2 separate regions of the Homo sapiens genome follow, and region 2 is linked to region 1. The links are chromatin loops, found by intact Hi-C in ENCODE. Cell type or tissue: A673. All regions are shown on one strand. Each heading gives the region's core, and the rest is flanking DNA. Links, peaks and the distances in the headings are about the cores only. Region 1 overlaps TRAF6 (TNF receptor associated factor 6). Region 2 overlaps PAMR1 (peptidase domain containing associated with muscle regeneration 1).

The links. A loop is a pair of places that touch in the nucleus more often than their neighbours do. Peaks named below come from ENCODE experiments on the same cell type or tissue, not always from the same donor. Only the 100,000 strongest peaks of a DNase experiment are listed, where the experiment ranks them.
Region 2: a loop joins it to region 1, with 5 times the contacts of the local background. A loop is called at or near these places in 4 of 110 quality-filtered maps.

The regions. Positions count from the first base shown.
Region 1 is chr11:36,473,723-36,486,455 of GRCh38, reverse strand. It overlaps TRAF6 (TNF receptor associated factor 6), which reads left to right. Exons shown (of 7, transcript NM_004620.4): 7 at 1-2,687. Among named protein-coding and RNA genes, the nearest start is that of TRAF6, 30 kb to the left of the region's middle. In A673, for the core only: CTCF peaks have their summits at 7,349 and 7,550 (motif pointing right); a DNase peak (open chromatin) is centred at 7,555.
Region 2 is chr11:35,481,177-35,493,909 of GRCh38, reverse strand. PAMR1 (peptidase domain containing associated with muscle regeneration 1) reads left to right here. Exons shown (of 11, transcript NM_001001991.3): 3 at 1,737-1,865. Among named protein-coding and RNA genes, the nearest start is that of PAMR1, 38 kb to the left of the region's middle. RefSeq lists a silencer at 7,922-7,971. In A673, for the core only: CTCF peaks have their summits at 7,812 and 8,019 (motif pointing right); a DNase peak (open chromatin) is centred at 8,049; H3K27me3 peaks cover 682 bases.

The DNA of each region.
Region 1 (12,733 bases), core at 6,471-8,970:
ATTATGTATACAGTTAGAATGCATTATTTTTACAGAGGAACAATTGCTTGTATGTACTAACACTGTTCTCTTGGCTTGCCTCAAGTTCTACTCATTATTTTATATAAAATACTATTAGGCTGGGCACGGTGGCTCACGCCTATAATCCCAGCACTTTGGGAGGTGGAGGCTGGCGGATTACTTGAAGCCAGGAGTTCGAGACCAGCCTGGCCAAAATGGTGAAACCCCATCTCTATAAAAATACAAAAATTAGCCAGGTGTCATGATACATGCCTGTAATCCCAGCTTCTTGGGAGGCTGAGGCACGGGAATCGCTTGAACCCGGGAAGCACAGGTTGCAGTGAGCCAAGATCATGCCACTGCACCCCCAGCCTGGGTGACAGAGTGCAACACTGTCTCACAAAACAAAACAAAAACATCAGATTCTGTTTGTGATGCCTAGTTGCTTACAACCTAAACAGTGCAATGCCTTAAGGAAATGAAAAGGAGCCATAAGTAGTCATTTATATTTTTATTTTGAAGTGTGCTTTTTCTAAACTCCCAGATTGACATGATGGACTGTAAGTTAGTTTCTCTGTTTCTGTCTTTGTGCCTGTAGAGTGTACTTGGCACTTACAAATTCCCAGTATCCAGAAAGATGATCTGATGAAATCAAATTGGATGGATCTTGGCAGACTGTGACACTCAATTACAGCCTTCACTTTCAGTCAAAAACGGACACTTGGCAAGGAGGTGCCTGGTTGTTTCACTAAATGTCACTTGTGTGTGTAATATTTTAAAGCTTTTTCCCCACAGGAAATTCGGGTCATAAAATCCTGAAAAATAATTCTAGGTGGGAAAAGCATTTTAGGAAATGAGAGATGTGGTGCTGCTTTTCTTCTCTCAGAGTGCTTTCTCAGCAGGACACTAGCCCTGCCTTTAAGATGGGGAAGTTGGGGCATGTGCCTCTGCTCTTACTGTCTGCAGCTCTGAAGGTAGGTGCTGTCCCACTCGGACAATCGCCCAAGCAGCAGTGACCATAGTTCTCTTCTATGCAAGTCCCCAGGAGAAGGTAAACTGTGTGGAATGGGGATGTGTTCTGGTTGCTGCTGAATCCCCTCTTCTTACCACAGTGCCTGGCACGTTGCACACACTCAAATACGTAATAATGAACATTTATTGAAAGCAGCAGTTGAAGCTGACCAATTTCTGGTACCTTGTCATGTAAATTTTAGATGGTAAGGCGCAGATGTTACTTTTTTTGCTTTTTTTCTTCAGCACTTGATGAAATTTCCCAAACATGCAGAAATGTTGAAAGACTTGTATAGTGAACATCTACGACCTAGAATCTGCAGTAATATTATGTTACATTTGCTTTATCACTTGATAGATGTTACTTTTAATGAGACTTCAAGTTTGGTTTCTCTAAACAAAATATTCTAAAATAACTGAACAACTTTAATCAATTTGTCTTAAGTTCTTTGGGGGAACTTGGGACATTTGCTTTGTAACTGGAATTGCAGCCCTCACGTTAAGCTAATTTTAAACTTTGCAAATTTGTTATGCTGAATTTCAGTCTTATTTATTTTGCCTGAAGGGGTATTTTTTGTAATGGATTTATTTGAAGGTCCTTGATAAATTGTGCAGAATATTCTCGTGTTCTTTTTGCACTTGATAAATTATCTAATTTCTGTGGTGAGAATGTAATTTGGGGCCTATTTTGTTTATACAAGCTTCCAGAATTATGTTCTCAGAGGGATGAAAAGGTGTAATTTAGCATATAGGTCACTAAATTAGGAGCTAAGACACATTTTCTCCTGACTGACCATGGGTCAATCAGTTTTGTCTTCGTGTCCTTTTCCTTGTAAAGTAGAAACTAGAATTTGAAATTTAAATATTAAATAATGGGTAACATTCATTAATGTATGACTCTATTAAGAAAGACACTGTGAATCCAGGGAGGATTCTCATAATTCTGTAAACTGTATGACAAGCTGTGGAATGAAATCTGACTTTTGAAAATTGAAAGACATCCAGTGGTCTTATCACAAAGCCTGCTTTTCCTCAGAACTTAACTATTGCCATGGAATTTGTAAGCAGTTATCCTAATCCATCTGGACTCTGAAAATGCATCCTTTATGAGAGGGAGTGAATGCAAAGATAAGGGTGGGGAAACACTAATCATGAAAAGAATGAAAATCAGTGTTCAGTTTTAAGAGCAGGTTGTATTGAAGGAAGGGATTAAAGGAATTATCCAGATTTGAGGTGGCACATCTTCCACCACTCCCTGCACCATCAGCATGCACGGAGCGCATAAAACAAGCCCTGCTCCTAATGGCAGTGAAACCTCGGATGGCCTCCATCAGGTCAATACAACTGAATTGCTGGGCTGACTTAAGATTGAAGGACTCCATTTTAGTAAGTAGAGAAGTGTGACCTTTCTCAACCCAGGTTGTGAATGTGGATTCACACTTATCTCAAAAAGGCACCTGGAGTTTTAACTTTATGTCATGTCTCAGTACTGGTTGCAAGGTATGACCAAAAGTGTTCCTTGAATGGCACCTTTTTGAATATTAATTTAGAAGAAAACATGCCAGACTGACATACTTACCCCCTCCGCACTGTTACTACTTCCTTACCAGCCCTATGTACTGCATCAATGTCTACAAGAAAGCACTCTTCATTAAAATGAAATATATATATTAAAATATGATAGTCCAAGTGGTTTTTGTTAGTTTGTTTTTGTTTTTGTTTGAGACGGAATCTCGCTCTGTCACCCAGGCTGGAGTGCAGTGGCGGGATCTCAGCTCACTGCAAGCTTCACCTCCCGGGTTCACGCCACTCTCCTGCCTCAGCCTCCCAAGTAGCTGAAACTACAGGCGCCCGTGACCACACCCGACTAATTTTTTTTTTTTTATTTTGTATTTTTAGTAGAGACAGGGTTTCACCGTGTTAGCCAGGATGGTCTCGATCTCCTGACCTCATGATCCACCCGCCTCGGCCTCCCAAAGTGCATGGATTACAGGCATGAGCCACCGCTTCTGGCCCAGGTGGTTTTTAATGAAATAACTACTTAGATTTTTGCTTCATAGTTGTTCTATTTGGGGGACTATGTAACTAACTATATTGGAAGAGAACAGTTTCAGGCACTAGTTTTCACTTGAAATAACTAATACTTGCTCCTTCAGGAAATGGTAAGTGAGGTTCCATTTTACTCCTTGGTGTGGGCTGTGGTTTCTGCCCGGGGGCCTTTAAGACTGCATTTTGGCTGCATAAATGTCTTCTTTTGAGAAGTGTCTGTTCATGTCCTTCGCCCACTTTTTGATGGGGTTGTTTGTTTTTTTCTTGTAAATTTGTTTGAGTTCATTGTAGATTCTGGATATTAGCCCTTTGTCAGATGAGTAGGTTGCGAAAATTTTCTCCCATTTTATAGGTTGCCTGTTCACTCTGATGGTAGTTTCTTTTGCTGTGCAGAAGCTCTTTAATTAGATCCCATTTGTCAATTTTGTCTTTTGTTGCCATTGCTTTTGGTGTTTTAGACATGAAGTCCTTGCCCATGCCTATGTCCTGAATGGTAATGCCTAGGTTTTCTTCTAGGGTTTTTATGGTTTTAGGTCTAATGTTTAAGTCTTTAATCCATCTTGAATTGATTTTTGTATAAGGTGTAAGGAAGGGACCCAGTTTCAGCTTTCTACATATGGCTAGCCAGTTTTCCCAGCACCATTTATTAAATAAGGAATCCTTTCCCCATTGCTTGTTTTTCTCAGGTTTGTCAAAGATCAGATAGTTGTAGATATGCGGCGTTACTTCTGAGGGCTCTGTTCTGTTCCATTGATCTATATCTCTGTTTTGGTACCAGTACCATGCTGTTTTGGTTACTGTAGCCTTGTAGTATAGTTTGAAGTCAGGTAGTGTGATGCCTCCAGCTTTGTTCTTTTGGCTTAGGATTGACTTGGCAATGCGGGCTCTTTTTTGGTTCCATATGAACTTTAAAGTAGTTTTTTCCAATTCTGTGAAGAAAGGCATTGGTAGCTTGATGGGGATGGCATTGAATCTGTAAATTACCTTGGGCAGTATGGCCATTTTCACGATATTGATCCTTCCTACCCATGAGCAAAAAAACACATGAAAAAATACTCATCATCACTGGCCATCAGAGAAATGCAAATCAAAACCACAATGAGATACCATCTCACACCAGTTAGAATGGCAATCATTAAAAAGTCAGGAAACAACAGGTGCTGGAGAGGATGTGGAGAAATAGGAACACTTTTACACTGTTGGTGGGACTGTAAACTAGTTCAACCATTGTGGAAGTCAGTGTGGCGATTCCTCAGGGATCTAGAACTGGAAATACCATTTGACCCAGCCATCCCATTACTGGGTATATACCCAAAGGACTATAAATCATGCTGCTATAAAGACACATGCACACGTATGTTTATTGCGGCATTATTCACAATAGCAAAGACTTGGAACCAACCCAAATGTCCAACAATGATAGACTGGATTAAGAAAATGTGGCACATATACACCATGGAATACTATGCAGCCATAAAAAATGATGAGTTCATGTCCTTTGTAGGGACATGGATGAAATTGGAAATCATCATTCTCAGTAAACTGTCACAAGAACAAAAAACCAAACACCGCATATTCTCACTCATAGGTGGGAATTGAACAATGAGATCACATGGACATAGGAAGGGGAATATCACACTCTGGGGACTGTTGTGGGGTGGGGGGAGGGGGGAGGGATAGCAGTGGGAGATATACCTAATGCTAGATGACGAGTTAGTGGGTGCAGCGCACCAGCATGGCACATGTATACATATGTAACTAACCTGCACAATGTGCACATGTACCCTAAAACTTAAAGTATAATTAAAAAAAAAAAAAAGACTGCATTTTACGAAACAAAATTAGGCCTAAGGAGAGAGGAACTTCCATAACTACTTTAGGTCCAGTGAGAAAAACAGATAAATTGAAAGTGTGAATTTGTTGGGAATAAATACCATGAATTTATTCCCAACAAATAGAGGCAGAAAGGGCTGTGGCTGTCTCTGCCTTCTCCCTAGTTACCAAACTCCCTGATTGGGTTTTTAAGCAAAGCTGCCTCTGTTGTGGAGCTATTAACAGCATTTTTAGGAAACTCTATGGGTCAACCCCTTTCTCTTCTAAAGTAGACTCAACTTCCCTAAGTGGAGTACAAAAGCTGGTAAGATATGTAATTACTTTATAAATGCCACCTTAATTTTTAAATTAAAATTCCAATGTTGTTAATCCCAGAGTAAGCAATGAATTTTTTAAAAATATTCCACTTCTTATTTTTGGTCAACTTCTCAACACTTCTATCATCTAGTCTATTCTGTACATGTCTGTTACTCTGTTGTCACCTTTTTAAAATTAACTGTTCTACCAGGGCCAACAGTGGCAAGAATACTTTACCATGACACTTGTAACCTTGTCAGGGAATGTTGCATAATCACAATAATTTTTGCTTCACCTGGGTAGGGTTTTGCATATTTCCATAGAAAAGCAAGTCTGATTGTCACAGAACTTATATTCCTGAAAGGTAAATTATAAAACCACACTGAAAAATAGATTCCCAAATTCTGAAAAATAATTGTTCCTGCCCTTCCCACTTTCCCACTTGTTCTAATATGATTGGCAGAGACTGAATTTTGTTTTTAATGTGAGTATTGGGGGTGGGGGACACTTGTCCAGGGAGGTCTGGCCTGTCTTGATCCTAGCTTCATTTCCCCCCAGGTCACTTAACCTGAAGCTAAATAGGTAAAGTAAGACAAAGCGCCAGCAAAAGTGTTTAAAGTAATAGTGGTGGCTCCGTACTTTGGGAGGCCCAGGCATGAGGATCACTTGAGGCCAGGAGTTTGAGACCCCAATACAGTGAGACCCCACCTCTACAGGAAAAAAAAAATTAAGTAGCTAGTCATTGCCTTTGTAATAGGTAGGAACCTGAAAGTAAAATTTATTTCAGCCCTAATGTGGTATTCCTTTGGAGCCATTTTGAAAGAAGAAAAGGAAAGCTCAGGTCTTCTGAATACAGCTGGGCTAATAGAGTTAAATTTGACTTTTAAAAATGCCTTTAGCATCAGTTTTTTGCAATGTTTTTTTCCTTTGGCTCAGAACCCACAGTAAAATTATATAGATTGATCATAGAAAGAAAATTAATATGCATACTGACTCAGCTGAAACAAAAAGGTTTATGAAACACCTCCTTTTACCACATTCTATGCTTTCTGGTATTTTCTGCCCTTTTTTTCACTTCTAAAATGTAGTCCAGGACACAAATGAGTTTATAAGACTGCAGCTTGCCTCTTGAGTCAAGACTGCCCGGAAGGTTAGAGGCCAAATTTGTTCACACACACACACGCGAACGCTGTCAAGGATCTTTAGTCCACAGGGGTCAGCCTGACCTCCCAGGACCCTATTTTCAGGGCCCTCCCAGCGCAGCCTTTCTCTAATTCCATGTGGTCTGGGCTCCAGTCCATCCAGCCCCTGCAGCCTCGCCTCTCAGGGCCTGGTCCTATTGCGTCTGCCTCTCCCTCCTTCCCCCAATCTGAGGTAATCTCGTTTTCTGGAAGGAAAACCCCATCTCCTCTCTTTTCCCCCAATATTCAGGTCCTCTCCCACTCCACTTCTCTAAACTCTTGGAAGAACTTGAGCTTTAGGAAAACAAAGTCCAGAAAGATTTACAAACTCCTTCGTTGTATTTTGTTAGTTTTGCCCCTGCCTCCCCTGAGGCAATGAGATAGGGTCTTAACTGTTTGAATGAGAGCAAAAGGGAAAAGAGGGTTGGGACATCTCAAAAAAATTACTTTCAACATTGAACATCTCCTTAATTAGAATGTGCACTTTCAAGAAAGGGGTAGACCTCTCGTAGATGGGAATCAAAGATACCTATTTTTGGCCCTTGTTAAAGAATAATTTTAAAAAAAGTATAATGACTCTCAAAACAGATACCAAATGAGCTCATGTGAAAGTTTTATTTCCCTCTGAGGAAATAAGGCACATGTTATAACTGACCCAAAGGAGAATCCAAAGAAAAGATACTCTTATGGACCAGGAATATTGAAATAAATATGCAAATGGAGCCAAAACTTGCTTCTTCCACACTGCAGGGAGAAAGTCAAGAGAACCTCCTGGATAAGACATAATTTGCATTTCTAGAACAATTATTTTGCATTATTATCAGTTATGTACAGGACAGAGTTGTAAAATAAGCTCCTTTAGACTCAAAACCAGATAGCCCTGTTATTCTATTCCAACTCTTATTTTAATCCTTCTTAGAATCAGCTATAAGCTGAAGAGTGTGCATAGACTAGACAATGCATAGTGTGCACAAATTTTTCACCACATTTGCAATAATTCAATTCAGTGTCTGAATTATAAATAAATAGGTTTTTGGTGCCCATTTCAGCCTAGAATTGGACTTCTCTTGTCAGTTGATGTGAGATGATAGCTGCTTATAGCTCCTACAAAACTCCGAACTGGAGGACATTGACAAGGCAAGAATAGAGCAAACCCAGCTCAAGAACCATGTGGCAGTAGGTGGCAGCAAAAGTCTTTCTAAAGAATGCAGCTTTCAGGAAATGCAGCCTTCAAAAAAAAAATTATAAAATAGGATTAACCTCGAGTCCTTGGACCTTTAAGGAGTCCATAAATCCCCCTGAGATTGTATGCAAAAGGTTACACTTGGTGCATTTTTCTAGGAAGAGGATTATTAAATTTTTGCTCTAAGTCTGGTGAAAATTACAAAGCACTTTCAGCAAATATTGGAAATCTTCTGTCCCAACTGTCATATTAATGAGTTAGCCGCCAAATCAGCTTCGAATTAGAAACAGCTGAGGAGTTATTACGTCAAGGCATATGAAAATGATATTTTTTAAGGTCAATTAAAAAGTCAAATATCAGCCATGTCATGTGATTCAACCTATTTATACAGATTCCTGGTGGTTTCCAGCCCCACCTGCTTTCTGATACAGCCAATAAGTGGATGAACACCTGAGATCACCTACCACATCCAAATTAAAGTTTATGAAAATGGATTGTTGGATTCCAGCCCATCCCAGGCCTCACAATGTTAAACTTCAGCTAACTCCATCTACTCTGAACAGTGTGAATCCATATGGCCTTAGATCATCACCAGCACCTAGTTTACCAGGCGATGTTCTCAAGGTGTCTAGTCTGAGTACCGTCAGCTTCAGAATCTCCTGAGGAGCTTATTAAAATGCAACCACCAAGGCCTACGTCAACCTCCCTGAATTAGACTCTGATGGTGGGAGCTGGAAGGGGGAAGAATCTACATTCAAACAGGCTCTCAGGTAGCTCTTCTGCACCTAAAGAGTAAGCACAGTAGATAGGAGGAGAAAGTATGAGTTGAGGTATATCAGCTATATCAAAGTATAATTGATAAAACATTAAAATCATGACTCATTCAAATATAGACACATGTCAGAGGTTTTATTCAGCTCGTTAGCTTATGATGGAGCCATTAGCTGGGAAAGCTGATTCTTGCAAGAGCACTCGAGGAAAAGGGCTTTATATAATCCACCAGGAAAAAATATTTTCAAAATGAAAAAAGTTAAAATTAGATTGCTAGGTTACGGATGAAACTGGTTAATGTCCTGCAGGCTAATAAAATCATAACCTTTGGAGTTATCTCTCTTACCAGAAATGAAAATACAATTAACATGTAACTTCACAGTATCTAAATAGCAAAGTCAAACACAGATACATTCTTCTAGAAAATTAAATGATCCTTGGGTGGACTTGTTAAATACTTCTCCAGTGTGACATTGAAAGAGCATGCCACTCAACTTTTTGCCTTACACGTTCAGGTTTTAAATAACTCTTCTATACAGTGAATGAATACAGCAGAACATAAATGGGTGGACTCTACAACTCTGGGTAAGACAATTCAGGCAGTTCAGGCTGGAGCAGATATATTCAAAAGCAAGAACCAATTCAGAGGGAGAAGAAAACTGACTAATATAGAGAGTTGATAGATAACCTCTTGGATTTATTTTAGACACTTAACTACAATCATTTCCTCCTCCTTTTTTAACAAGTGATTTGTCCTCTTCGTAGTGTTTTGTTTATAAGCTAGCCATTCCCTAATGATTTCTCTTAGAAGTTTCTCCTAAAAGTTCACTAAATTTTTGAACTTTGTTCTTTTGTTTTTAATCTAAAAATTTGGGTGCTGTGTTTGTTTAAACATCAGAAATGTCCTCTGATTTTTATGAAACAGTTACCAACCTGGGGGATTAAACTGTGACCATCAAGAAACATGAATCTAAATAGAAAAACCATGTGTTCCAAGCCAACCTCAATGTTTTCTCATAACTTCTTTTGCCTTTAGAGAGAGAGATTAGGAATGAGTATCTCTGTTGTAAATAAACATCTAAAGTTCACCAACTTCATTTCATTTTAATTCCTTCTAATTTCCAGTAAAATTAAAATACAGTAATTTTTTGTAAAGTAATCTTGATGGTTATCTCTAAGTAGGATTACTTCTTTGTACTTCTCTGTATTTTTCTTTACTTTCCTGTATTTTTTAACCCAAAAACTAACTTAATTTTTTAGCTAACTTAATTTAATTAGCTTAAGTTAATAAATTAACTTGATTTTTTAAAACCTACTTCATTGATCAAATTTACCATTCTTAAAGTTATTGATAATATCAACATCTACCACTTATTATTGGCAATTTAATTTTTTAGAATTGATGTTTTATTTTAAAATAACTATATTGAGGTATATTTTACATATTGTAGAATTCACCAATATCAAGATATTTGTACACCAATATTCATAGCAGCATTATTCACAATAGCTAAAACATGGAAACAACTCAAATGTCCATCAGTGGATGAATGGGTAAACAAAATGTGTTATATATATGCAATGAAATATTTCAGCCTTAAAAAGGAAGGAAATTTTGACAAATGGTACAACATGGATGAACCTTGAAGATATTAAGCCAAGTGAAATAAGCCAGATACGAAAGGACATATTTTGCATGATTCCATTTATATGAGGCACTAAGAGTAGCAAAATTCATAAGAGACAGAAAATAGAATGGTGGCTGCCAAGGGCTAGGGGAAGAGGGGATCAGGGAGTTAGTGTTTAATAGGTACAGAATTTCTGTTGGGGAAGATGAAAACATTATGGAGATGGGTGGTGGTGATGGTTGTACAACAACATGAATGTACTTAATGCCACAAAACTACACTAAAATACGGTTAAAATGTTAAATTTTAGCTTATGTGAATATTTTACCACAATAAAACACACATACAGAATGAAATTCTGATACATGCTACAACTTGGATGAATCTTGAAGACATTACGCTAAGTGAAATAAGCCAGGCACAAAAGAACATATAGTGCGTGATTTCACTTAAATGAAGTACCTAGGGCAGTCATTCAGAGAAAGCAGAATAGTGGTTGGCAGGAGCTGGGGGAAGGAGGGGATGTAGAGTTACTGTGTAATGGGTAGAGATTCTGTTTGGAAAGATGGAGAAAGTTCTGGAGGTGGATCATGTAGTAATGTAAATGTACTTCATGCTACTGAACTGTACACCCAAAACTGTTAAAATGGCAAAGTTATGCTATGCATATTCTACTGCAATTTAAAAAATAAGCAATATCAGGTGTACAATAATTTTTAGTAACTTTACCAAATGGTGCAACCATCAACATCAATTAGTTTTAGAACATTTTCATCCCTGCAGTAAGATCCCTCATGCCCATTTACATTTAATCCCCATTGCCATCCACAGCCCCAAACAATTAGTAATCTACTTCTGTCTCTATAAATTCTATTCAGCTCCCCTGGGCATTTCATATAAATGGAATCATGGAATAGGTGGTCTCTTGTGTATCACTTCTTTCATTTAGCACGTTTTTGAGGTCTGTTCATGATGTAGCATGTGTCAGCAGTTTGTTTCCTTTTGATTGCTGATTAGAATTCCACTGTATAGATATGCTTTGTTTTGTCTATCCATGCATGTCTCAACTGATGGGCATTTAGATTGTTTACAGTTTTGGCTATCATACATAATGCTACTATGAATACTGTCATGCAAGTTTTTGTGTAGACATGTTTTTGTTTCTCTTAGATAGATACCTAGGAATGGAATTGCCAACTCATGGCAGTTTTAGGTTTAGGTTTTGAGAAACTGCCAAACTGTTTTTCCAAGTGGCTCCACTATTTTACATTCCAACCAACAATATACAAGGGTTCTCATTTCTCCATATCCTTGCCAACATTTGTTATTGTCTGTCCTATCATGTCCATTCTAGTAAATGTGAAATGGTATCTCACACTTGGATTTGCATTTTGCTGATGACTAATGATGTTGAGCATCATTTCATGTGCTTTTTAGCCATTTGTATATTTTATTTGATAAAATGTTCGGTTCTTTTGCCTGTTTTTGATTGGGATGTTTGTCATCTTTTTAATGATTTCTAAGAGATCTTTGTTAATTCTGAGTGCAATCCTTGAACAGATACGTGTTTTACAAATACTTTCTCCCAACCTGTTGCTTATCTTTTCCGGTTTTCAGTGGTGTTTTTAAAACTGCAAAAGCTGAATTTTGATGAAGTCTAATTAATGGTTTTCTTTTATGGACCATGCTTTTGATAGCATATCTAAGAAATATTTGACTAACTCAGTATCTCAACAGTTGTCTTCTCTGTTTTCTTCTAAAATTTTTATTGTTTTAGCTCTTACATTAAGCCTGCAATCTATTATTGATTTTTCTGTATGGCTTGAGGTGAGTATCTAATTGTCCCACCACTAGTTGTTGAACAACATAGAACAGTTCTCCAATCAATTGCCTTGCATCTTTGTAAAAAAAAAAATTGACTATAAATGTAAGGATTTATTTCTGGGCTCTCAGTTCTGTTCCATTGATCTGTCTATCTTTGTGGTAGTAGCATTTTGTCTTTATTACTGTAGCTATAATAAGTTTTGAAATTTAGAAGTGAAAGTCCACCAAGTTTGCTCTTCCCTTTCAAAATTGTTTTAGCTATTGTAAATATTTTGTATTTCAACCTAAATTTTAGGATCTGCTTCTCAATTTCTACCCAAAAAGCCTGCTGAAATTGTGATCAGAATTGCATTGAATTTGTAGATCAGCTTGGGTACAATTGCCATCTTTGCAACACTGAGTCTTCCAATTCATGAACATGAAATGTCTCTCCCACTATTTACATCTTCCTTAATTTCCCTCAACAAAGATTTACACTTCTTTCATCGAATTTATTCTGGAATATTTTATTCCTTTTGATGCTATTGTAAGTGGAAGGTTATTCTTAATTTCATTTTTGGACTATTTATTGTTCACATATAGAAATACATCAATCTTATATCCTTTGACCTTGTTTTATTATAGTTGTCTTTTCCTTCTAAGAGGGGCTTGTAGGTGTGTGTATGCCTCAAGATTTTCCACATAAAGGATCATGTCATCTGAAATAAAGACAGCTTTGCTTTTTCCTTTTCAAACTAGATGCCTTTGTTTTTCCTTTTTGCCTGACTGCCCTGGCTAAAATCTGCAGGACTATGTTGAATGGAAGAGGCAAAAACAGGCATCGTTTCCTTGCTCCTCATCTTTGGGAGAAAGCATTCAGTCCCTCACCATCACATATGATGTTTGCTGTAGGTTTTTGCAGATGTCCTTCATCAGGTTGAGGAAATTCCCTCTATTCCAAGTTTGTTAAATTGTTT
Region 2 (12,733 bases), core at 6,752-9,251, 990 kb after region 1:
AGTGTTAAACTTGTGAAACTTTGAATTCATTCACTCATTCATTTAACAAGCTGACTGAGCAGCTTTATGTACCATGTGGGGTACTGGGAATACAATGATAAAACAAAAGACACACTTCCGGCATTCCCAGAGCTTATAGCCTGGGGGGATATGGAGAACAGGCAGCTACCATACAGTGTAGTAAGTGCTATGATAGAGAAGCATGGGGTACTATGGCAACATGGATGGGAATGGGGGCAGGTGGGAGGAAAGTCAGTGAAGACTTACTAGAGAAGGTGGTGAGCATGCTGATGGGAGAAGCAGACTAAACAAGGTGAGGCGGATGGGGAGGAGAAGTCAAGCCACAGAGGATAACATGTGCGAAGGTCCTGTGGCAAGAGGAAGCATGGGTTTTGGGAGATGCAACTAGCACAGTCCGGCAGGAGAAATGTGTATGTGATGAGAGACCTGGATAGATGGAGAGAGGGAGGGAGAAGGAGAGGGAGAGTGAGAGGGAATTAATGAATGAGAAAAGATTAAGAGAGAGCAATCTGAAGGGAGGAACAAGAGCCAGATCCTGAAGTGCTTTGCAAACTGTGCTTCAAAGTTTAGGCTATATACTGAAGATATTTTGATAACATTGGAAATCTTTTAGTAAAGAAGGGAAAGCAGATTTTTCTCTTTAGCTGTAGTATGGGGAAAGGATTGGAGGACACGCATGACTAGAGGCAGGAGAGAAATAATGGGGACCTTAATAAAGGTAGAAGCTCTATGGATGGTGAGAGGTAGAGGGATTTGGGATCTGAGAATGGAATTGACCACACGTTGGGATCTATCGGGTGGGATAGGAGAGGGAAGGGAAGAACAGAGTCAAGTCGGATGCTCTGGCTTCTTTGGGTGGGGACACAGATCCAAATCATATCACCCAGTTTGACAAATGAGGACACTGAGTCACTGAAAGCTTAAACAATTTGCCCAAGGACACACAGCTGCACGATGGCAGAGCCAGAACTCAGTTCTCCATTTTGTTAAGTGGGATTGAATCATTTGTACTTTTTCTCACGACCCCCCTCTCCCTCAAGAGGCCATGTTTTTAAACTGGTCCTTGTTGGGGAATCACACAGACCCCTCTGGTGTGGCCTGCTGGTTGTGGGGAGCCCGACACATTCCACGGTGAGCCTATTGTTAGACAGGAGAGTTGTTTCCAATGGCATGCTTTCATTACGGAAGTATATGGCAGGAAGATATTTACTGTCTATTATGAAATTCAAAAGTAAGTTACAAAAACAATGTACCATAAGTAATATAAGTCTAATTTAAAACATGTATGTGTATATAGGCAGAGAAAGACTGTTAGCAATAGCCTGGGTGATGGGGTTTTAGATATTTTTTATTTAATTCTTTTTACTGGTCTAAATTTTCTAAAAATTCCACAATAAACACGTAACATTTATACAAAAGACTCTATATTGATAGATTCTTCTGTTTCCTGCAGGCAATTTCATGTTACTTTAAAACAGCAGCCACTACCTGGGATACTCGTTGAGACCACCCTTCTAAACTCCCCAGTCTGAATTCTGGTGCCTCTAGCAGTTTCCTTGAGATGAGAGGTTCTTCCTCTGGGCTCTGACACCTTTCTAGGCCCAGATGCTCTTAGTTGAGACAGGGCCCTGAGAAGGTGCAGTTGTGCTCCCATGCAGCTGATCAGAACTCGCAGGTGCTTTGGCCTAACACTCCTCTTCTTGGGAATGTTTCAGGTTGTACCATCTTTGAAAACTGCAAGAGCTGCCGAAATGGCTCATGGGGGGGTACCTTGGATGACTTCTATGTGAAGGGGTTCTACTGTGCAGAGTGCCGAGCAGGCTGGTACGGAGGAGACTGCATGCGTAAGTAGACCTTGACCTAGCTCCATCTCTAGTGCACACTGTCTTAAAGTCTCAGCTTACAATGGACCAAAATTTATCTCCTTGGAATCTGAGTTTTGGAAAGCCTGCAGCCAGAGGGCTTTCTAGGTAAAACTATAAAAACAAAGATGGATTTCCATCTGCAAGGTGTGGATTGTGAACATTTGTTTGAATTCTTGGCCACAGGAGGTTTATGTCTACTCTTCAATCTCCTCTTCCTAAGTGAGGCCAAGGCTTTCTGCTTTATGCATTCCAGAAGCAATTGCATGGTAGCCTTGGTCAGCAAACAGTGAATAAGTCTTCAGAAATGTTGTCTGTAGTGCACTGTACGTATGAATTTCTGTTGGTAAATTTCTTGAATCCTGAATTAAATTCCTGCAACCCACAGCAAATTGCTAGCATGCCTTTTGTCCGAGGAAAGAGATTCTTTCTGGGATCTGCTTGATCTGAAAGAATTACTTAGTTTTTATTAGAGTTCTGTGAGTTTCAACAGTTCTTTGAAAATGGAGAGGAAATCTAATCTCTCGTTCAGTCCAAGATTCCCCCCGACAGTGCCCTGAATGATGAATGTCCCTCTGAGAGTCTGTATCTCAAGCAATGTACAAATTGCTTTTATTTCACTAACTTATTCCATATGCTTCCAACTTGAATCAGAAGCAGTTAGAATGGTCTTGCAGTCTAATTTTACTCCTATGAATGATATTTCCAGTTTACAGAGAGGGAGGATGGAGTGTGGTTGGTATCTTTGACTGATAAAATCTGTACTGAAATACCATCAGTTTCAAGACTCTGTGGCTAAGGATGAGTATATGGTCTGCAGCTGAGAAACTCAACTATACCAGGAGGAGAAGGGGCTTGTTGGCACTTCCAGGTGAACTGGGGAGTTCAGTTATCCATAATACAGATACTTTTTAAGTGTTGGTCTTCGTTGCTGATTTAAAACTTCGATGCCATTTTAGGTGGTTTCTCGTAAATTTAATTCAGTACCTGGCAGATTATGTTCCAGGTAGGTTAGCTGCAAGATTTAACCCTGGTCTTCTTTGGCAGCTGATTTATGGAGACTGCATTGCATAATGAGCAGAATACAAGCTCTAGAATGAAACAGACCTAGGTTTAAATAATGATTTTGTCTGTCACTGCCAGTATGACCTTGGACAAGTCATCTAACCTTGCTAATATCAGTGTCCTTTTATAAAAAAGGAGAATAATGCTACCAACTTCATAAGGTTGATTTGAGGATTAAATGAGATAATGTGTGTGAAGCACTTAGTGCTCTGACAATAGTAAAAGCTCAATTAATGCAATAAATATGTCACTGTTATCCTATATGCCCCTTAATTACTGAATTGTTAGGTGATTCAGAAATAAAACTACTCTTCTTCCTTTCATTTATTTTCCTTTCTTCCGAGATGGGGTCCTACTATGTTGCCCAGGCTGGCCTCAAATTCCTGTGCTCAAGCAATCCTCCTGATTCAACCTCTCAAGTGACGGGGACTGCAGGCACATGCCACCATGCCTGACAAAACTACTTTCAATAATAGTTTGAGATAGTTGTAATTAGAGCTGTAGTGCACAGCTTTAGATTTCACATTGACCTTTGGATTATGTAAGATCACTTTGGGTTTTTCCCTGCTTTGGGTCATATGGAAGAGTGCTCTTTCTCTGTGCACATGAGAGGGAAAGGGGGATTTGATGGGGTTGGAGTGGTAGGCAGGAGTGTGATCACGCCTTTGATATGGTTTGGCTGTGTCCCCACCCAAATCTCAGCTTGAATTGTAATAATCTCCATGTGTCAAGGGTGGGGCAAGGTGGAGATAATTGAATCATAGGGGTAGTTTCCTCCATACTGTTCTCATGGTAGTGAATAAGTCTCAGGAGATCTGATGGTTTTATAAACAGGAGTTCCCCTGCATAAGCTCTCTTGCCTGCTGCCATGTAAGATGTGCCTTTGCTTCTCCCTTGCCTTCTGCCATGATTGCAAGGCCTTCCCAGCATGTGGAATTGTGAGTCCATTAAACCTCTTCCCTTTACAAATTACCCAGTCTCAGCTATGTCTTTCTTAGCAGTGTGGGAACAGATTAATACAGCCTTGTAGGTAGGTAAGCTAGGTAAGGAATTTAGATGCTATTGCAAGTGCAGTGGGGAACCAAGGAAGAGTGGTGAAGTAGAGGATGGACCAAGTGCTCTGAGAACTAGCTAACAGAACAGTTAATGACAGGGAGAGGGAGGTAAGGTTTCAGACAGGAAGTGAAGGTTGAGCTATGCCTTTGCTCTTCAGTTGGCAGAGCAGGAAGATATTTCAGGGAGAGGGATAGTATGGTCAGGGTGTGAAAATGCAAGGTGTGTTCAAGGAAGCATGTGACATGAGGTATGATTAGAGCAAGGTGATGGTCTTGGGGTGGCAAGCCCTGACTATGAAGGGCATAGTGTTCCAGGGCTCAGAGCTTAGACATGGTTCTGAGATGAAGGATGGTTTAATCTGGGGAGTACCATTTGACAGATAACTCTTGTAGCATAACTCCGCTGGAGTGGAGGAAGACCATATCCAAAGGTAGCCATTAGGAGTGCGATTGCAGCGCTTCAGGGGATGAAGAAGGGAGACTAGAGTGAGAAGAGCTTAAAGGAAGGAGTGACAGGACTCAAGACTCACTGAAGAATGGGGTAAGGAATCTCAAGAGTTTGCCTTTCAAATTCTTAGTTTGATTAACTGTCTAGAAGTTGATGCTGTTAAGTGAGTAATAAAAGGGAAGAGGTTTGGTGGGGGAAAGAAGGTGAGTTCCACATGAGATAAGCTGGAATTTGGACATCTATAAGAGACTCTGCAGACAGTAGGAAATAAGTGCCTGGAGCTCAAGAGAATTTTGGAGACTTGAGATATGCCTATGGCTGTTATAGATGGAAGCATGAGGTGAACAGAGCACCATGGGCAGAGGAAATAGCAACAGATGTAAAAGGAAAGGAAGAGAAAACCAGGAAGGAGATGGGAAAAGATAGAGAGATAGGAGGAGAACCAGGAAGGAGTAGGGTTCTGGAAGCTGGGGGCAGTGTTTCAAAGGCAGAAAGGTCACATAGGATGAAGGCAGTAAAGAGGTTTTTGTGTTTGATGGCTAGCATGCGATTGGTGACCTGAGCAATAGCAGTTTCATATAAAATTTGGCAGGGCGCAGTGGCTCATGCCTGAAAGCCCAGCACTTTGGGAGGCCAAGGCAGTGGATTACTTGAGCCCAGAAGTTCGAGACCAGCCTGAGCAACATGGTGAAACCCTGTCTCTACAAACAATACAAAATTAGCTATGCCACTGCCACTCTAGCCTGGGCAGAGTGAGACAGTTTCCAAAAAAAAAAAAAAAAAAAAAAAGGCAAGATTTGAAGTGTGAAAAATGGACAAAAAGAATACAGACAACTTTCTTTTAAATAAGCTTAATCAAGCAAGGAAGGGGAGAATTAAGGTGATAGTTTATATGAGTAAATAAACAGCTGTGGAAAAATACCAATTAAGATGGGAAAGGCCGGGTGCAGTGGCTCATACCTGTAACCCCAGCACTTTGGGAGGATGAGGCAGTCAGGTTACTTGAGGACAAGAGTTCAAGGCCAGACTGATCAACAAAACAAGATTCTGTTTCTACACAATATTAAAAAAATTCAGCCAGGCATGGTGGTGCATGCCTGTAGTTCTGGCTACTCAAGAGACTGAGGAGGGAGAATCGCTTCTGCAGCCAAGGATTTTGAAGCTGCAGTGAGCTATGATTACACCACTGCATTCCAGCCTAAACAACAGAGCAAGACCTCATCTCTGTCTCTCTCTCAAAAAAAAAAAAAAAAAAAAAAAAGATGGGAAAGGGTTAAACAGGTTTTAAGCTAATGTGAGTAAAGTGTCAGTAGGAGAGATTAAAAATATTACATATTAGAGTAAGACTAACTGAAGAAGTTAAGACCATGTTATCCTGAAGGAGAAGAACTTCCTATGAGATCAAGAACAAAAGTGAGAGTTAAAGGAGAGGGAGCTTCCTTTTCTGTCCTAGGCTGAGACAGGAGGAAAAGAATTATTTATAGGTAGCATATCTTGTTTGTTAGTAATTATATGGTAGGAACTGTGCTGAGCACTTTATGTGCCATGTCTTGTTTCATCTGTACAATCACCCTATGAAAATACATACTCCCATTTTATAGATAATGAAACTGAGGCTCAGAGCTGTGAAGTAACTTGCCTGAGGCCGTACACTTTGGGGTAAAGCCCAGGACGATTCCAGACCCCTTACTCTTGTTCTTAACCACAGTCCTAGTCTGCCTCCTGCTGGTGAGTTCTCCCGTTTTCTCTGGGAAGTAGGGAGTGAAATATCTGCTGAGAATGAGTAGAAGTGAGGTTGGGGCTTGAAAGTACCAAAGGTTTGGGGCAGCCACTTGAGGAACAAGAAAAGGCACCAGCTGGTGTTAAGCTTAAAGCATATCCAAGCGAGACGGAGGACCCAGTCGAAGCCAGAGTTCCTAGGGAGGTGATGCAGTCAGTTAGGACGTTGGCTGATGCTCTCTGGAAGTGCAGCAGCAGAAGGGAGTAAAACCAGTTGTTTTGTTGATCCAAGAATAAGCTGAGACATGACTGACCAAGGATCCCAGCTGGGAAGGACATGAAATCAGAAAGAGCCTGGTAGAGGGGCAATAGGGACAGGAGGTCTTAAGTGGAAAAGCAGGCTTGGTGGTAATGAAGTAATGGAACACATAGGTGGAATGGGTATTATGGTCAGAGAGTAGAGTTTCTAAGTTGAAGCTTTCAGGGATGGTGGTGATAAAGTGTTCAGTTTTTTTTTTTTTTTTCTGGGTAACTAACAATCTCAAAGGACAAATGTTTGTTCTTTCTCATGGGTCTGTGAGTTGGCAGGCATTCCACTGATTTCAACTGGGCTGACCTGGGCTGGTTGTGCTCCAGGCTGCAGGGCTTAGGCAGAAGGGACAGCAACCATCAGGGGATGCTCTTCTCAGGGTGGGTCGCAGAAGCACAAGAGGTCAAGCCAAACACACAGGTGCACATAAGGCCTCTGCGCACATCACACTCACCCATATTCCACTGGCCAAAAGAAGTCACATGGCTAAGTTCCCAATGAGTGAAGTAGGGAAGTATATGCCATCCCAAAGGAAGAGGGGTGGATAAATATTTCTAAACAATACTTCAGTCGCTCCATGTGAGTAAGGGGGTTTGTTCAGGGTGCAGGGGACAGGAAGGAAAGAATATTTGCATGCAAGAAGTCAATACAGCAAATGGTAACAAAACAAGGATAGCAGTCACCCAAATGTTATGAAACAGAAAATATTAATATTCAGAAATCCTGAGCATGTGTCTTTTTAAATAGCACCTACTGGTCAAATCTTGGGTTGCACCTTGGTGTAAGACGCTGTTTATGGAGCCTCATTGATTGGGCTGGTGATTGTGTCCATTTGAGGGTCCAGGCTTTCTCAAGGACAGCAGAACTGGCTCAGAGCAACCAGTCTATCACCTAGGCAGGCAGAACAGAGAGCTCACACCTTCGTGCATTAATCTACCCATCCAGTCAAAAGATATTTCTTGAATGGATGCTTCTAGGTGCTGGATGTACAATGATAAGCCAGACGGGCATGGTCTCTGACATCTTAGAGCTTGCGCTTTAGAGAGGAGATTTTTTTTAAAGTTAAAAAAATAGAATGTGGTCAATGCTATGAAATTGAAAAAACAAACTAATGGTCAGATTCTATCCGATCTGTGTTGGTTCAGTTTTGCTTGTTCAATTACGTTATGCTTGTTCTGAGAGCCTCATTCCACACAGTGTATGTTACCACTGCCATGAGCACTGATGGAGCATTTCTTATGGAGCACTGGGCTGGTCACCAGGGAACACAATGATTCCGCAATGAGTTTACAATCCATCTGTGAAAACAGTGCTTGACCATAAGAAGACATCAATATGATGTTATTAGGTTCTTATCACCCTCACCTCATACTGGCACTAAATAAATGTGTAGGGAATTCATAGGAAGAAGTAATTCATTTCACTCTTTGTTGAATGCCTGCCTGGTGCTGAGCACTATGCTGCCTGCCTACGTTAAGGGTCGCCTACATATGGCTGGGACACAGCGCCGGAGCCCCATGGCAGTGCAAGCATTTTCCCACTAGATGGCGCCCAAGCGATCCTTTCAGACAACGTTATCCTGAAGGCGCTTCCTTCTGAGTGTCTCTGAAGAGCCTGGGCATTTTTTTTTCCTGAGTACCATACAGAGCCTTAGAAGGAGGGAGGAGTGGCGGGCAAGTGCCAGAAGGATCAGAGCTGTTTTATATGTGGGTTAGAGAGCATCTGGCACTGAACAGATGCAGTAGCACCTTTATTTGCTCACTGTCCTTGACAATGTTTATATTACTAACCTAACTAATGACAACCTTAAAATTCATTATGGAATTGATTCATGCATAACCATTGGCAGGTTGTATTATCCAGGAGGATGGGCAAACGGCCTGAGGCTATTGAGCCCAGGAGAGAACTTATTCACATCTTTCTGCCCAGGAAAGATTGGTTTAGTAATCTCAGAATATCCAGACTAAGAGCTACTGGCACTTTATCGCCATTAAAAAAAGAGCTGTTCTTTCTACCTTTCTCCACTCTTTAATGTAAAACCTTCAATTCTACAGAGAGTTGAAAGAATAGTATACATCCATATGCTCCTTTCCAGGATTTGCCACTTTTTATCATTCTCCAACATCTGGCTCTCTCTCTCTTTTTCTGCACTTTAAGACTCATGAATTTTAATTTTTTTCTGTTTCATAGTGTTATCATAATTTTTCTTTTGATGCTTAGATTGTTTCAGATTTGGCCCGTTAAGCAGGCTGCACCTCATTTCTCCTTGAGCACTTACTTGCATTCTACCCCTGACCCTCAAATGTTTTAAGTTCACCTTGATTTTCTATGCCCAGGTCTTGAAACAAGCTATTTCTCCCTGCATCCTGGTTTCTTATAGTGGGAAATTGTATTTAGGAACTGCGATTTGGGTGCTGGCTATTAGAGGTGCTGATATCCAAAGTCGAAACCAAGGCTTCCTCTTAGGGTTTCTTAAACTCAAAAGTTGCGTTCTGAAGTGGAACCACTCTGCTGACTTCCACTGCTGACCACTGGACTGGTGTTGGTTTAGCTTGGCCCTAGGCTGAGTTCCTTGGCCATCAAAAAAGATGAGCAGCAGGAGGGCCCAAGAGCGACCCAGAATGCCACACTTCTAGCTGGCATGGCAGTGATCCCAGCCTTTCAGTCCCTGAAGGATACTGGGCATCTAAGGAGGTTAGGAAAGCAACCCAGATGAGAGGATTTATGGGGAGAGATTATAGGTCCTTAATACATTTATCTTCTTAGTCATATTTTGGACAGAGGCAGAGAAACAGAGGAACTGGCCATAAGCCATGCCCAAAAATGTTTGTAGGGTGAGTTATCGGAGAGGAAGAGGATTTGTGCAGGCCGATTCCTGAGCCATAAGTAGGAATGATTAAGAGCAAACTTAAGGGGAGTGGGGAGAAGGCTTACAAAGCTGTGTGTTACTGACTTTCGGGGCTGCCCTCCAGGGGAGCTGCGGAATCGCCTAGGGTGGAGTTACTGAAAGCTGCCTCATCTCGCTCCAGACTTTTGTGTCCTGATGCTCCCAGAAAAAGAACAATGCTCAGGTCGATTCAAACTGGGGATGGTATTAGGTGGCAGTTAGCAGCCTGGGCTTGGATTTGAATCTCTGTTTCTTTCCTGGCTTTGGGCAAGGTTACCCAATCTTTGTGAATCTCAGTTTCCTCATTTACAAAATTGGGATCCTCATAGTGGCCTTGAGAGTTTTTGTGAAGATTAAGTGAAGAACTGTCTATAAATCCCTTAATATGGAGTCTGGTATATAGTAAGTGCTCAATAAATGGTGGATAGAGTCTGGTATATAGTAAGTGCTCAATAAATGGTGGATGCTATTCTTATAATCCAGAGCCATGAAATGAGCTCTATTTGTTAGTTGTTGTTTTGGGTGGCAGGGGAAGAAATCAATATAGGGCCAGAGAAGAAAGATAATAAAAGAGAAGCCTTTAAGGTTAGAGAATACACACTGGGCACAAGGAGGTAGTCTTCACCAGACAAAGTATTGTATGGCAAATAGTATTTTATATTTTATGTGCTGAAGCTCTTTGACCACAGAGAATTCATGTTTAAATCTTTGCAGAGGATTTTATGTTGTTAAAGAACTCATCAATCATAGCTCAGCTTCTGGTGAAGGTATAGAAGGATGTGAAAGACCTTCCCTCCTGCTCAAACAGTAAGAAATCACTAGATTAAACCAAAGAAAATAACAGTTTTCATTAAAACCATAATATGAAATCTAAAAGAATTTAAACTCCAGAGGGGTGAATTCTTCCAGGATGAGCAAGAGATTCGGGATGCTTCATACTTGAAGGCAGCTGCTGCGGTTGGGGGCAGGGCAAGTGCAGGAAGGGGCCTACCAGAGAAGGAGGAGGAGAAGACAGGAAAACTTTTGAATCTATGGGCTGACCAGTTGAACTTAAATCTAGAAGAGACTCCAAGGCAAAGACAATCCTCTCCACCAAGTATTTTATTAAATGGAATTTGCCTGTGCAAGCAGAGGCTGGAATGAGGCTACGAAGCAGGAGATCTTGGGATGTTGTCACCTTGCAGCTTTATAAGCTTGTGGTCTCAAAGTCTCACAGTCTCATGGGCTCACAGCTTCCCAGTCTTGTAGTCACAGGAGTGCAGGAAGCTGGGGGAAGGAGGAGATGAAAATCAAAGAGAGATTTCCTTAGGTTTATGGGGTTTGAATTTCAAGGCTCTTCTGGTGAGATTATAGCTTCAGTCCTGCCCCAAATCAGCTTAACCCTTGATTGGGTCAAACTGATTCATCCCTGATCAGTTCTCCCACCAGCCTAATAGAGGAGAGGGCGTTTGCAATCAAAGGAAACAATAGATCTCTTGTTGTGAACAAGCAAGGAAATAAGATCTACATTCAAGAGAACAACCAGTCAAAAGAAATAGAGCATGGGTGATGAAATGGAAATTTTCAAACAAGAAACTTTTACATAACTTTAAAATAAATGCACTAAAAGATTGACAGGAAAAGATGACTATAATGGATGAAGACATGAAAAATTCACCAAATCAATGAGCAAAAATCACAAACATTCCTATACATCAACAATAGACAAGCAGAGAGCCAAGTCATGAATGAACTCCCATTCACAATTGCTACAAAGAGAACAAAACACCTAGGAATACAGATAACAAGGGACATTAACTACCTCTTAAAGAGAACTACAAACCACTGCTCAAGGAAATGAGCGAGGACACAAACACATGGAAAAACATTCCATCCTCATGGATAGGAAGAATCAATATTGTGAAAATGGCCATACTGCCCAAAGTACTTATAAATTCAGTGTTATTCCCATCAAACTATCATTGACATTCTTCACAGAATTAGAAAAAAATTACTTTAAATGCCATATAGAACCAAAAAAGAACTCATATAGCCAAAACAATCTTAAGCAAAAAGAACAAAGCTGGAGGCATCATACTACCTGACTTCAAACTATATTACAAGGCTACAGTAATCAAAATAGAATGGTACTGGTGCCAAAACAGACATACAGACCAACGGAACAGAACAGAGACCTCAGAAAAAACACCACACATCTACAACCATCTGATCATCAACAAACCTGACAAAAACAAGCAATGAGGAAAGGATTCCCTGTTTAATAAATGGTGCTGGGAAAACTGGCTAGCCATATGCAGAAAACTCAAACTGGACCCCTTCCTTACATCTTATACAAAAATTAACTCAAGGTGGATTAAATACTTAAATATAAAGCCCAAAACTATAAAAACCCTAGAAGAAAACATAGGCAACACCATTCAGGACATAGGCATGGGCAAAGACTTAATGACGAAAATGCCAAAAGCAATTGCATCAAAAGCTAAAATTGACAAATGGGACCTAATTAGACTAAAAAGCTTCTGCACAGCAAAAGAAACTATCATCAGAACAAATAAGCAACCTACAGAATTGGAGAAAATTTTTGTAATCTACCCATCTGACAAAAGTCTAATATCCAGAATCTACAAGGAAGTTAAACAAATTTACAAGAAAAAAACAAACAACCCCATCAAAAAGTGGGCAAAAGATATGAACAGACACTTCCCAAAAGAAGACATTTATGGCCAGGCAAGGTGGCTCATGCCTGTAATACCAGCACTTTGGGAGGCTGAGGCGATGGATCACTTGAGATCAGGAGTTTGTCACCAGCCTGGCCAACATGGTGAAACCCTGTCTCTACTAAAAACACAGAAATTAGCTGGGTGTGGTGGCATGCTTCTGTACTCCCAGCTACTTGGGAGGCTGAGGCAGGAAAATTGTTTGAACCTGGGAGGTGGAGGTTGCAGTGAGCCGAGGTCATGCCACTGCACTCCAGCCTGGGCAACGGAGCAAGAATCTGTCTCAAAACAAACAAACAAACAAACAAACAAACAAAACAAGAAGACATTTATGCAGCCAACAAACATATGAAAAAAAGCTTAGCATCACTGATTATTAGAGAAATGCAAATTAAAAACACAATGAGATACTATCTCATGCCAGTCAGAATGGTGATTATTAAAAAGTCAAGAAATGATAGATGCTGGTGAGGCTGTGGAGAAATAGGATAGCTTTTAAACTGTTGGTGGGAATGTAAATTAGTTCAACCATTGTGAAAGACAGTGTGGTGATTCCTCAAGGATCTAGAACCAGAAATACCATTTGACCCAGCAGTTCCATTACTGGGTGTATACCCAAAGGAATATGAATCTTTCTACTATAGAGACA